Regions from separate parts of the Mus musculus genome. Here region 2 is linked to region 1. Evidence: chromatin loops called from intact Hi-C (ENCODE). Cell type or tissue: left cerebral cortex. All regions are shown on one strand. Each heading gives the region's core, and the rest is flanking DNA. Links, peaks and the distances in the headings are about the cores only. Region 1 has its middle 5.8 kb from the start of Dnajb13. Region 2 holds the start of Plekhb1 (pleckstrin homology domain containing, family B (evectins) member 1).

Region 1 (5,376 bases), core at 149-5,148:
TAAATGATATCCTGTACAGACAAGTCTCTTGAGCAGTGACGTTCACAGAGGGCCTATCACTCAGCTGTGAGGTAGCCTGATGCAGTTGTTCTCATTTTCATCGGCAATGTCAGCATGTGAGCTTGACCTTCCCACCCATTCCTGATGTCAACACAGTGAGTTTGAGACCACCCTGTGCTACACAAGAGTCTGGCTCAAACAGGCAAGATGGGGGCTTGAGCTTGGATTCCCAGCACCATGTAAAAGTGAGGTGGAAGTGTAACCTCAGTGCTGGCAGGCAGAGGCAGGTGTGTCCTGGGGTTCACTGGCCATATGGGAAACCTGCACTTCCTGGTTTCCACCTGAGCACACATGGGAAAGCACACCCTTATACACGCATGCAACAGACATGCAAAAATTCCCAGCCACGAGGACAGAGATGAGTCTCCTAAGAGAACAGATAGCAATCTCCTAAGGAACATACATTTTGCCAAGAATCACAGGACCTAAAGAAGTCACAGAAACCATGACCAAGGTCACGAGTGCACTCTTGAGGATATAGCAAGGCCTTAGTAAAGCCTACTGAGTTTAAGCACAAGGCTCCAAAGGAGACCAACTGTAAGCTCAACTGATTTGTTTACAGTGTTCACCCCAAGCTTGGGATAATAGGATCTTTCAGCCCAAGGACAATACAAAGACTCAAACCAAGGTTCAGGCTCCTGCCATACTTGCAACTCCAGCTTTGGCTCCCAGAAGTGCCCAGACTCCCCATGACGCCTCCATAGTAAAGGTCTCTGCCAACACAGACACAGGGGCATGGTCGGGAACTCTGGACTGCTTTTTCCCTTGGGTTAGTCTCTTCCTGTGTTGTTAGCGTAGTATGTAGTTGTAGATGGATATCATCAGTTATCGGATAATCTGAGTCCTGTGGCTCCCAGTATGAGGTTCTAAGGACAAAAATAGCTTCTGTGTTATTCTTGTCCAATGTGAAACCTAAATCGAATGAGGAAATAACAGATAAACCCAACCCAAGAGCATAACTCCAATTGGATTCTGTTCCGAACTCATCAGGCTCATGAAAGACAAGGAAAAGCTGGGAAACTCCGTCCGAGAAAAAGCACTGTAATGTGCTCCATGCTCCTGGATCAGATCCTGGGCCACCGAGGACAGGGTGGCTAGGAAAGGCGTTGCTAGGATAACAGAATGCAGCCTGCAGACTGGGTAACAGGACAGAAACAATGGTGATTGCCTTGTTCTCATAGCTGCATAGTGATGAGGCAGGAGAATGACTTTCACTTTAGCAAAAGCATCCTGGAGTATTTTAGAATGACAGGGTGGAGTGTTTATGCATTACACTAAAATGGGCCAGGAAAAACATACAGCATATACAAACTGTGTGTACAGAATTATAACAACTGAACAGGAACATACAGGACTCTTTTGTACTGGTGTGTGTGTGTGTGTGTGTGTGTATTAGTCAGGGTTCTCTAGAGTCACAGAACTTATGGATAGTCTCTAAATAGTAAAGGAATTTATTGATGACTTACAGTCGGCAGCCCAATTCCCAACAATTGTTCAGTCGCAGCTGTGAATGGAAGTCCAAGGATCTAGCAGTTACTCAGTCTCACGCAGCAAGCAGGCGAAGGAGCAATAGCAAGAGCTAGACTCCCTTCTTCCAATGTCCTTATATTGTCTCCAGCAGAAGGTGTAGCCCAGATTAAAGGTGTGTTCCTTAAACTCGGAGATTCAATCTTCTGGAATCCATAGCCACTATGGCTCAAGATCTTCAAACCAAGATCCAGATAAGGATCTCCAAGCCTCCAGATAAGGGTCACTGGTGAGCCTTCCAATTCCGGATTGTAGTTCATTCCAAATATTGTCAAGTTGACAACCAGGAATAGCCACTACAGTGTGTGTGTGTGTGTGTGTGTGTGTGTGTGTGTGTGTGCGCGCGCGTGTGCCTGTGTGCAACATGGGTCCCTGCACAGTTGTACGTGCATATGAAGGCCAGAAGTCAATATTGAAGTCAATGTTGGGTATCTTTCTCCTTTGCTCTTCATCTTATTTTTTGAGGCAGTGTCTCTCACTGAACCTGGATCATGGATTGGCTAGACTGGTTGACCAGCAAGCCCCAAAGATTCTCCTGTTTCTACCTTCTAGCAACAAGCTTTCAGGCACACCTCACTGTCATTCATGCTCAGCTTTTTACATGATTCCCGGGATCATGATTCCCAGGATCTAAACTCTGTACCTCATGTTTGTGGAGCAAGCACTTTACCCACTGAACCACCTCTCCCCACCCCCCACCCTTTCTCTGTGTGTGCATGCGTGTGTAAACACGCAGAGACTGGTTCTCTTGAATGTCACCTGAGCTCTAAGGACCAACCCTTATCATCAAGCTTGGCAGCAAGTTCCCTTGCTCACTGAGACGTCTTGATGAAACGACTCCCCACCTTTTTATGGATTCACTGGAACTTGCTATGAGATAAGACCAGGTTGTTTACCCCCTGCCTCTGTGCTCCAACAGCTGCGATAAGAGGTGCACACCAGGGCTGGAGAGATGGCTCAGTGGTTAAGAGCACCGACTGCTCTTCTGAAGGCCCTGAGTTCAAATCCCAGCAACCACGTGGTGGCTCACAACCATCTGTAATGATAACTGAATCTGTTCTGGGGTGTCTGAAGACAGCTACAGTGTACTTACATATAATAAATAAATAAACCTTAAAAAAGGAGGTTCACACCACATTTTGTATGATTCTTGTAAATTTTACACATGATTGAAATAATTTAAAATAGAATACAAAATGTATATACACAAAGAAGCCTTTATCCATGGTGAGGACTTTGGCGGGCAGTGAGAGATCCAGGCACTTCTCACTGGACGTCACAAGGGGGCGCTGGAGAACCGGGGAAGGCGTCTTTGCCGAAAACTGAGCTGCTTTGCTTTACAGCAGACAAGATGGACAACAGAGAATCAGAGCGGTCACAACCAGGACATCAGCTCTAGAAAACTCTAGAAAACATAGTGGTGTGGGTACGGAGAGCAGACCCAGTGATGAAGAGCATTTGCTGTTCTTGCAGAGGACCTGAGTTTGATTCCCATCACCCACAATTAGCCAGCTCACTCTTGCCTGTAACATAGCTCCAGGGGAATCTATGCCACACACATATCACGTGACACACACATATTTTAAAGATACATAATTTTAAAATTTTTATTAGATATTTTCTTTATTTACATTTCAAATACTATCCCGAAAGCTCCCTATACCCTCCCCCCCACCCTGCCCCACAACCCACCCACTCCCACTTCTTGGCCCTGGTGTTCCCCTGTACTGGGGCATATAAAGTTTGCAAGACTTAGGGGCCTCTCTTCCCAGCTACATATGCAGCTGGAGACACGAGCTCTGGGAGTACTGGTTAGTTTATATTGTTGTTCCACCTATAGGGTTGCAGACCCCTTCAGCTCCTTGGGTACTTTCTCTAGCTCCTCCATTGGGGGCCCTGTGTTCCATCCAATAGATGACTGTGAGCATCCACTTCTGTATTTGCCAGGCACTGGCATAGCCTCACTAAAGATACATAATTTTTAAAGGGGTGTGTGTGTGTGTGTGTGTGTGTGTGTGTATGTGTGCGCACATTGATCAGGCCAATGTCACCTTCATCTTGTTTCCTGTTTTGTTTTTAATTTGATAACATCTTTAAGTTGATACCTTAAAGTTGGCAGTGAGATCTCAGATTTACATAGCGCTTTGCACCTAGTAGTTTTTGCTTGTTTGTTTGTATGTTTGTTAAAACAAACCCAGTTTGGTCAAATGTGAATTCATTTTGCTTTTGTACTGATAAGTTAATATTTATACAGTTTAAAAGGCATAAAAATTGCTTGGCATTATTTTGTTTGAGAGCATGGAGCCAGGCGATGGTGATAGCGGTGCACACTTTTAATCCTAGCATGGATTCCAGTACTTGGGAGGCAGAGGCAAGTGGTTCTCTGTGAGTTCGAAGGTTAGCCTGGGCTACAAAGGAAGATCCAGGGCAGCCAGGGCTGTGCAGATAGAGCCTGTATCAAAAACAAAATAAGTAAATAAAACACAAGTGCTGGAGAGCTAGAGATGGCTCAGGGATTAAGTGCTGGCTCTGTGAGGACCTGCCGGATGACTACGGTAGAAGGACGGCTGACTGGAGTGTCACCTCACCACGAGTCAGGGTCCATCCTCTTTACTATCACTTCTTTCTAAGGGATCAGGGGTTTGAAAGTGATAACATCACACCAGATTGTCTCAACAGCGTGTGCAAATCTGATTCTCCCATAGGGCAACCTGGACCAAGAATTCACAGCTCAAAGGAAGTCTAGTATTCTTTAATTTCAAAAAGTGTTACTCTGGGGACTGCAGAGATGTCTCATTGGTTAAGAACACTTGGTATTTTACCAAAGGCCATGTTGAGCAACTCACAGATGCCTGTAATTTCAGCTCCAGGGAATCCAGCGCCCTCTCCTGGCCTCTACAGGCACCCACAACAATGGCATACATGTACGTACACACACACACACACACACACACACACACACACACACAGAGAGAGAGAGAGAGAGAGAGAGAGAGAGAGAGATAAAAATAAACCTTCAGGGTCTGGAGAGATGATTAAGAGCACTGAATGCTCTTCCAGAGGTCCGGAGTTCAATTCCCAACAACCGCACCACATGGTGGCTCACAACCATCTGTAATGGAATCCAATGCCCTCTTCTGGTGTGCTGAAGACAGAGACAGTGTGCTCACATTGTACATAAAATAAATATATCTAATATAAATAAATAAATCCTCAAAAAGAAAATTTGAAAACAAAACCCTACTGTTAACCTTCATTAATCTAGGGAGTTGTGGGGGGATGGGTTTTCAGATGGGCTCTTACATTCAAGCTGGTTGCAGACTCACCCTGTTGCTGAAGAGGTCTTGAACTTCTGACCTTCTCGCTTCAGCTTCCAGAGTACTGGGAACACAGCTGTACACCACCATGCCGAGCTTGAGTCAGAGAGATTTATTGACCACAAGAGTAAGAGAGGGGCCATCACAGGGTGTGCTTCCAGCACCTCTGACTGGTCAGCGCTGCTCTATAGGACACAGGTAGTCTGAAACCCCATTGGTGTTGTGCATGGCTCAGCACAGGGTCAGCTCCTGAGGTGGGGGTGGGGGGCACCAATAGACTGGGTCTCTCTGCATCTCTAAGTTGTATGCATACGGTTCTGAATATATAACTTTTCCTCTGAGGAACATTTTATTAATTTTTCAATGAAAGGTAAGACCCTAGAACCATGGATGCAGCATGCATTTTGGCAGTTGATGGCTGCTGGGGCTGGAGTTGGTGGTGGAAGAGTCCTTATTTGAGGGGGACAACTGT
Region 2 (5,376 bases), core at 308-5,307, 140 kb after region 1:
GAAAAAAAATAAGCTAGGCATGGTAGTGCATGCCTTTAATCCCAGCACTCAGGAGGCGGAGGCAGGTGGATCTATGAGTTCAAAGCCAGCCTGTTCTACAGAGTCAGTTCCTATATAGCCAGCTAGGGCTACATAGAGAAATGCTGTCTCAAAAAAACCAAACAAACCAACAATAACAAAAGTTTGTTATTCAAAATGTAAGAGTGGCCACACCCACAGTTGCCAGAGACATTTCTGATCCTATTCAGCAACTTTGTGCTTCCAAATTGTATATGAAGCTCTATTCCTTCTCAGTGAACAACTAGAAAGGAAACACTTACATGAACCCCAACAGACTGAACATCCTTGTCCCAGCCCTGTAGCCGTATCCCCCCCCCCACCCCAAGGCTAGTCCTATGTAAAGAACCCAAGTCCTTTACAGACTGAAGAAAATAATACTCTCTGGAAACAAAAATAAGTGGAAATTATGCCTGAGTAGGAAAAAAAAAAAAAAACAGAGTGGGGTGGACCATATTTGGGAGGCTGACACAGCAGGACTGGGAAATCACAGACTAGCCTTGGCTACATAGTAAAGCCAGACTGGGCTATATATTAGATTCCTCACTACCACTTCACAAACAACTCTTCAAACAAACTACACATCACAACACACACACACACACACACACACACACACACACACACACACACAGAGTGCAGAGAGAAGCCAGGCTCCATCCCGGTTTCGGATGTTAGCGTTCTCTAGCTCTGTAAAGCACCACAGTGCTATAACGCAGCATGGAGCCCTCCCAATACAACTCTAGCTACCAGTCTACTGGAGGAGACTGGAGGTGAAAGTAGCCAATGCAAAGAGTGTGGCTTACCCAGGAGGAAGTCGCTCTTTGCCCAAGGGGTTCAGAAAGGCTTCCCCAAGGAAGCTGAGGGGTCGTGAAGGGGAAGTAACATTTCCCCAGTGTGGATCAAAGAACCTCACATAAGCACTGCTGGAAAGTCCAGGTCTTTAGTAGGCTTAGAAGATGAATGAGGGGTTGGGGAGAAGATGTGGGTTGGCAAGGGATAGCGCTGCAGAGGGTACCAGGCTAGAACAAGGACTGGGAGGCAGTGGACCGTGTGTATAGTGACTGCCTGGGGGAAATACGGTCAAAACAGGGGGTTAGGTCATATGATTAGCGGGTTACATGGTCCTGTCCCCTGGATCCGACCCTCCACAGTCGCTACTTTGACTAGCTCAGTCCATTCCCCACCTCTGCAGGAGCAGAGAATCCCAGAGACCAGGGCATTACCTATTTGGGAAGCCCCCCCCTTACTTCTTCCTACCCCAGAAACTCGTCCTTACCGGGGTTGCCGGGCTCATGGTTCCTGATGGTCAGAGCTGCATCCCCAAGAAGGTTCCAGAAGTGGGGCTTGACTCTGCCTTAGAGATAAAGGGATCAGGAAAGAGCTACCAAGCAGGCGCTGAAGGGAGAGGTAGGGAGGGACCGCACCAGTCCTAAAGAAAGTCACCCTCTTTTCCAGCCCCCTCCCGGGCTTTCCTGGCTGAGATCTCCTCTGTCCTTCTGTTTTTGGCCAAGTCACCTGGTGATTCCGAGGTGGTGTTGATCCAGGTCTCCAAGATAGGGTAGGGAGGAGGGTGGAATAAAGGAGACTGGAGATGGGGCAAGGCAGGTTCTCTGGCCCAGTTTAGGGCAGGGCTAAGTTTTCATTCTGAGGCCTAGCAGGCTGTGTCCATCTCCATCTCCCCAGTCGTGGCTGTGCGGCCTGGCTCCTTAAGTCTCCCTTCTTGGCTCCCCGGTCTCTTTAATCTTGACCCAGAGCCACCCCAGTGCTTCAGCCCTTTCGTGCTGTGCGTGCTCTGGGGGATTTAGCACAACAGATCCTATTAGCCAGTAGCTCATCCCCTCTTAGCAGCCCCAGCAACCGCATCTTTCAAACTACGCTGTTTTTCATCTCTGTGCCTTTAACTCATTCTCTGGTCTCTGGAAAGTCTCAACCCTACCCAATTTTGACTAATTTTTCTCCTTTCTATAACCGGGATGGGAGGAAGGAGAGAAAGAGACAGATGCCGGGCAGTGGTGGCGCACGCCTTTAACCCCAGCACTTGGGAGGCAGAGGCAGGCGGATTTGAGTTTGAGGCCAGCCTGGTCTACAGAGTGAGTTCCAGGACAGCCAGGGCTACACAGAGAAACCCTGTCTCAAAAAACAAAACAAGAGCCGGGCGTGGTGGCACATGCCTTTAATCCCAGCACTCGGGAGGCAGAGGCAGGCGGATTTCTGAGTTCGAGGCCAGCCTGGTCTACAAAGTGAGTTCCAGGACAGCCAGGGCTATAAAGAGAAACCCTGTCTCGAAAAACAAAAAACAAACAAACAAACAAACAAAACAAAAACAAAAAAAGAAATAGACAGATGGAAGAAAAAGAGAAGGAAGTTGAAGGGAGGAGGGAAGAGTGGAAAGGAACGGGAAGGAAGGAAGGGAGACAGGGAGCTATCTCTCCCGAGAATATTGGCAGGTTAAGCCGCTAAAATACTTCTATAGTCGCTATTATGTTGATAATGATCAGTTAAATTCTCATCTAGATACTCCTGAAGTTCATTTTCCTGCACATACGCAGAGGTTTGGGGGCAGGGTGATCTGACTCCCTCATTAGCAGCTCTGAAGATTCTCCTTTGCTGCTCTGGTTACCTTGAGGAAAAAAAAAAAAAGGCTTTTAAGTCAAACAGCCACGGGGATGCGCAGGATAACAGCTGATGACGCCAACTCCGGAAAGCAGCTTCAGCCTGGGCTGTTTCCAGCGGTTTGGATTACTAGGCTTGGTGAACTCTAGGTGAACCGGCTGCGACCAGCTGTCTCCATCTACTAGAGAGGGACACGCGTCCTCTAGTGGCCTAGAGAGGGACTGCTGTAACTGTTCTCCAGAAGCAAAGCATCGATTGTTCCAAAAGCAAACCTCCCTCCGTGCCTGTGACTGGCATTAAAGCGGTCAGGAGGAGATGGGTCCAACACGAGGCCGCTGACTGTATAAGTGGGTTGCTCAGCCTCATTTAGTCACCAAAGACACCTTCCTTCTCTGGTGTTGCTCATTAGGCCTAATAGAAAGCTTCTCCGGGCAATTTCTTACCTACTGTGGTACATGTCAGCTGGTAACTGATAGAAGAAGCGGCAGGGACAGAAGAGTGGCACTGACAGACTGGCCATGAAGGTGGCAAGGTGACAAGGTGCTTAACAGTTAAAGAAAAGCTGTCAGGACAGAAAGAAGGGTGACAGAGGCAGAGAGATGGCAAGAGAGCTAGGAGAACTGAGACTAGCCCCGGTCGCGGAAGGAGCCAATAAGTCTTTAGGGCCGGTCAGCTGTAACGCTGACCGCCACCAAGGGCTGAGGATTCCTTGTGAGTAGGTCTGCCTGAAAGCTGAAATGCCAGTCGCAGCCATAGACTGAGGAATCCTGACTTCCTAAGTCTTCACTAATGCTGTCACACTTACAGGGCTAAGTGTCCCAATTCCAGAGGCATCCAAGACTGTGACACTAGAGGGTCCCGCCTACTGCCTCACCCACCTGTCTACACTCAGAGCTGCCAGAGACCAGCATTTGAGAGTATCTCCTTGTCAACCACGATTTCTATATGGGCGAAGCAGAGAGGATCCAGGAGGCTGATTGCAGAAGGACTGAAGGAAGCCAGGGAGAGAAGGGAGGAGAGAGGAAACAACCAAGCAAGCTGGCCTCAGAGTCTGAACCTTGGTCCTGCCACCTCCCGCCAGAATCCTCTCTGGTTCTTCCTCCTCCCCTCCTTAGATGGGCAGCTAAGCATCTTCCTCAGAGGGGTGGGGGAGGGGCGGTGCAAACATCTCCCAGATTACACTCTCCGGATTTAGCAACCAGAAGAAAAGGGAAGATTCTCCAACAGCAGTGCAAACTTCAATGAAAAGATTCTCCATCAGCCTCATAAAGAAGGATGCAGAGACAGGGAAAAGAAGGAAGCTGGGAAAACCAAAACCACAGATCTAGATACTGAATTGTTTGGTTGGTTGGTTGGGTCTGTACTTTGCTTTTCTCCAGACAGGGTTTCTCTGTGTAGCCCTGACTGTCTTGGAACTCACTCTGAAGACCAAGCTAGCCTCAAACTCAGAGATCCGTCTGCCTCTGTCTCCCGAGTTCTTGGATTAAAGGCATGCACCACCACTACCCAGCACCAATACTGAATTTAAATACAGCCAGATTTGGTATGTGTCCCTGGACAATGACTGGCTCCAAGAAGTTAATAAAAGGTGAGCTAACAGGTTGTGGGCATGCCTGTAATGTAACCAGTTGGGTAGCTGAGGCAGGAAGATCAGCCTGGACTATAGAGCAAAACCAGCTCAAAAATAAATAAATAGATAGATAGATAGATAGATAGATAGATAGATAAAAAAAAGCAAAAGCAGACTTTCCCCAGGGAGAGAGGAACACCTTTTAAATATAAACTCTGGAAATTCATTGAGTATTTGTTTGTTTGTTTTTAATTACAAAAGTATTACTTATCAAAGCTGAAGAGATGGCTCAGGGGTTAAGAGCACTATCTGTTCTTCCTGAGTTCAATTCCCAGCAACCACATGGTGGCTCACAACCATCTGCAGTGGGATCCAATGACTTCTTCTGGTATGTCTGAAGACAGCTACAGTGTACCCACATACATAAAATAAATGAATCAATCTTTTAAAAATGTATTACTTATGTGTATGGATTTTTCCCTGCATATATATCTGGCACCACGTGTGTGCCTGGTGCTCAGGGAGACTGGAAGAGGTCAGCAGATTCTCCAGAACTTGAGTGGCACATGATTGTGAGCTGCCGTGTAGGTGTTAGAATTGACATGGATCCTCTGAAAGAGCAGCCAGGGCTCCTATCTCAGCTACCTCTCCAACCCTACTTCTTTTTTCTTGGTTTTTTTTTAAGATTTAATAATTTTTATTTTATATGTATGGGAGCTTTGCCTGCATGCTTGTCTGTGTACCATATGGTGCCTGAGGAGGCCAGAAAAGGGTGTTGGATGCCTGGAACTGGAGTTACAGATGGTTGAGCTATCACGTGGGTGCTGGAAACTGAACCCAGATTCTCTGGAAGAGCAACAAGTACTTTGTTTGTTTGTTTGGTTGGTTGGTTTGGTTTGGGGGTTGTTTTTTTTGTTTGTTTGGTTGGTTGGTTGGTTGGGGTTTTTTTTTTGGTGGGGGGGTTCTAGACAGGGTTTCTCTGTGTAGCCTTGGCTGTCCTGGAACTAACTCACTTTGTAGACCAGGCTGGCCTCGAACTCAGAAATCTGCCTGCCTCTGCCTCCCACTGCCTGGCACAACAAGTGCTCTTAACTGCTGTGCCGTCTCTCCATGCCCCACATCCATTTCCTTTT

Evidence for each region. A loop is a pair of places that touch in the nucleus more often than their neighbours do. Peaks named below come from ENCODE experiments on the same cell type or tissue, not always from the same donor. Only the 100,000 strongest peaks of a DNase experiment are listed, where the experiment ranks them.
Region 2: it touches region 1 in a loop (3-fold over the local background); 15 of 42 quality-filtered maps call a loop at or near these places.

Annotation. Positions count from the first base shown.
Region 1 is chr7:100,517,970-100,523,345 of GRCm38, forward strand. No RefSeq gene overlaps it. Among named protein-coding and RNA genes, the nearest start is that of Dnajb13, 5.8 kb to the left of the region's middle. In left cerebral cortex, for the core only: a CTCF peak has its summit at 2,866 (motif pointing right); a DNase peak (open chromatin) is centred at 2,899.
Region 2 is chr7:100,660,583-100,665,958 of GRCm38, forward strand. Plekhb1 (pleckstrin homology domain containing, family B (evectins) member 1) reads right to left here and starts at 1,812. Exons shown (of 9, transcript NM_013746.3): 1 at 1,576-1,812; 2 at 1,337-1,410. The coding sequence starts at 1,354. In left cerebral cortex, for the core only: a CTCF peak has its summit at 2,886; DNase peaks (open chromatin) are centred at 2,870, 3,535 and 5,016; H3K4me3 peaks cover 245 bases; H3K27ac peaks cover 1,078 bases.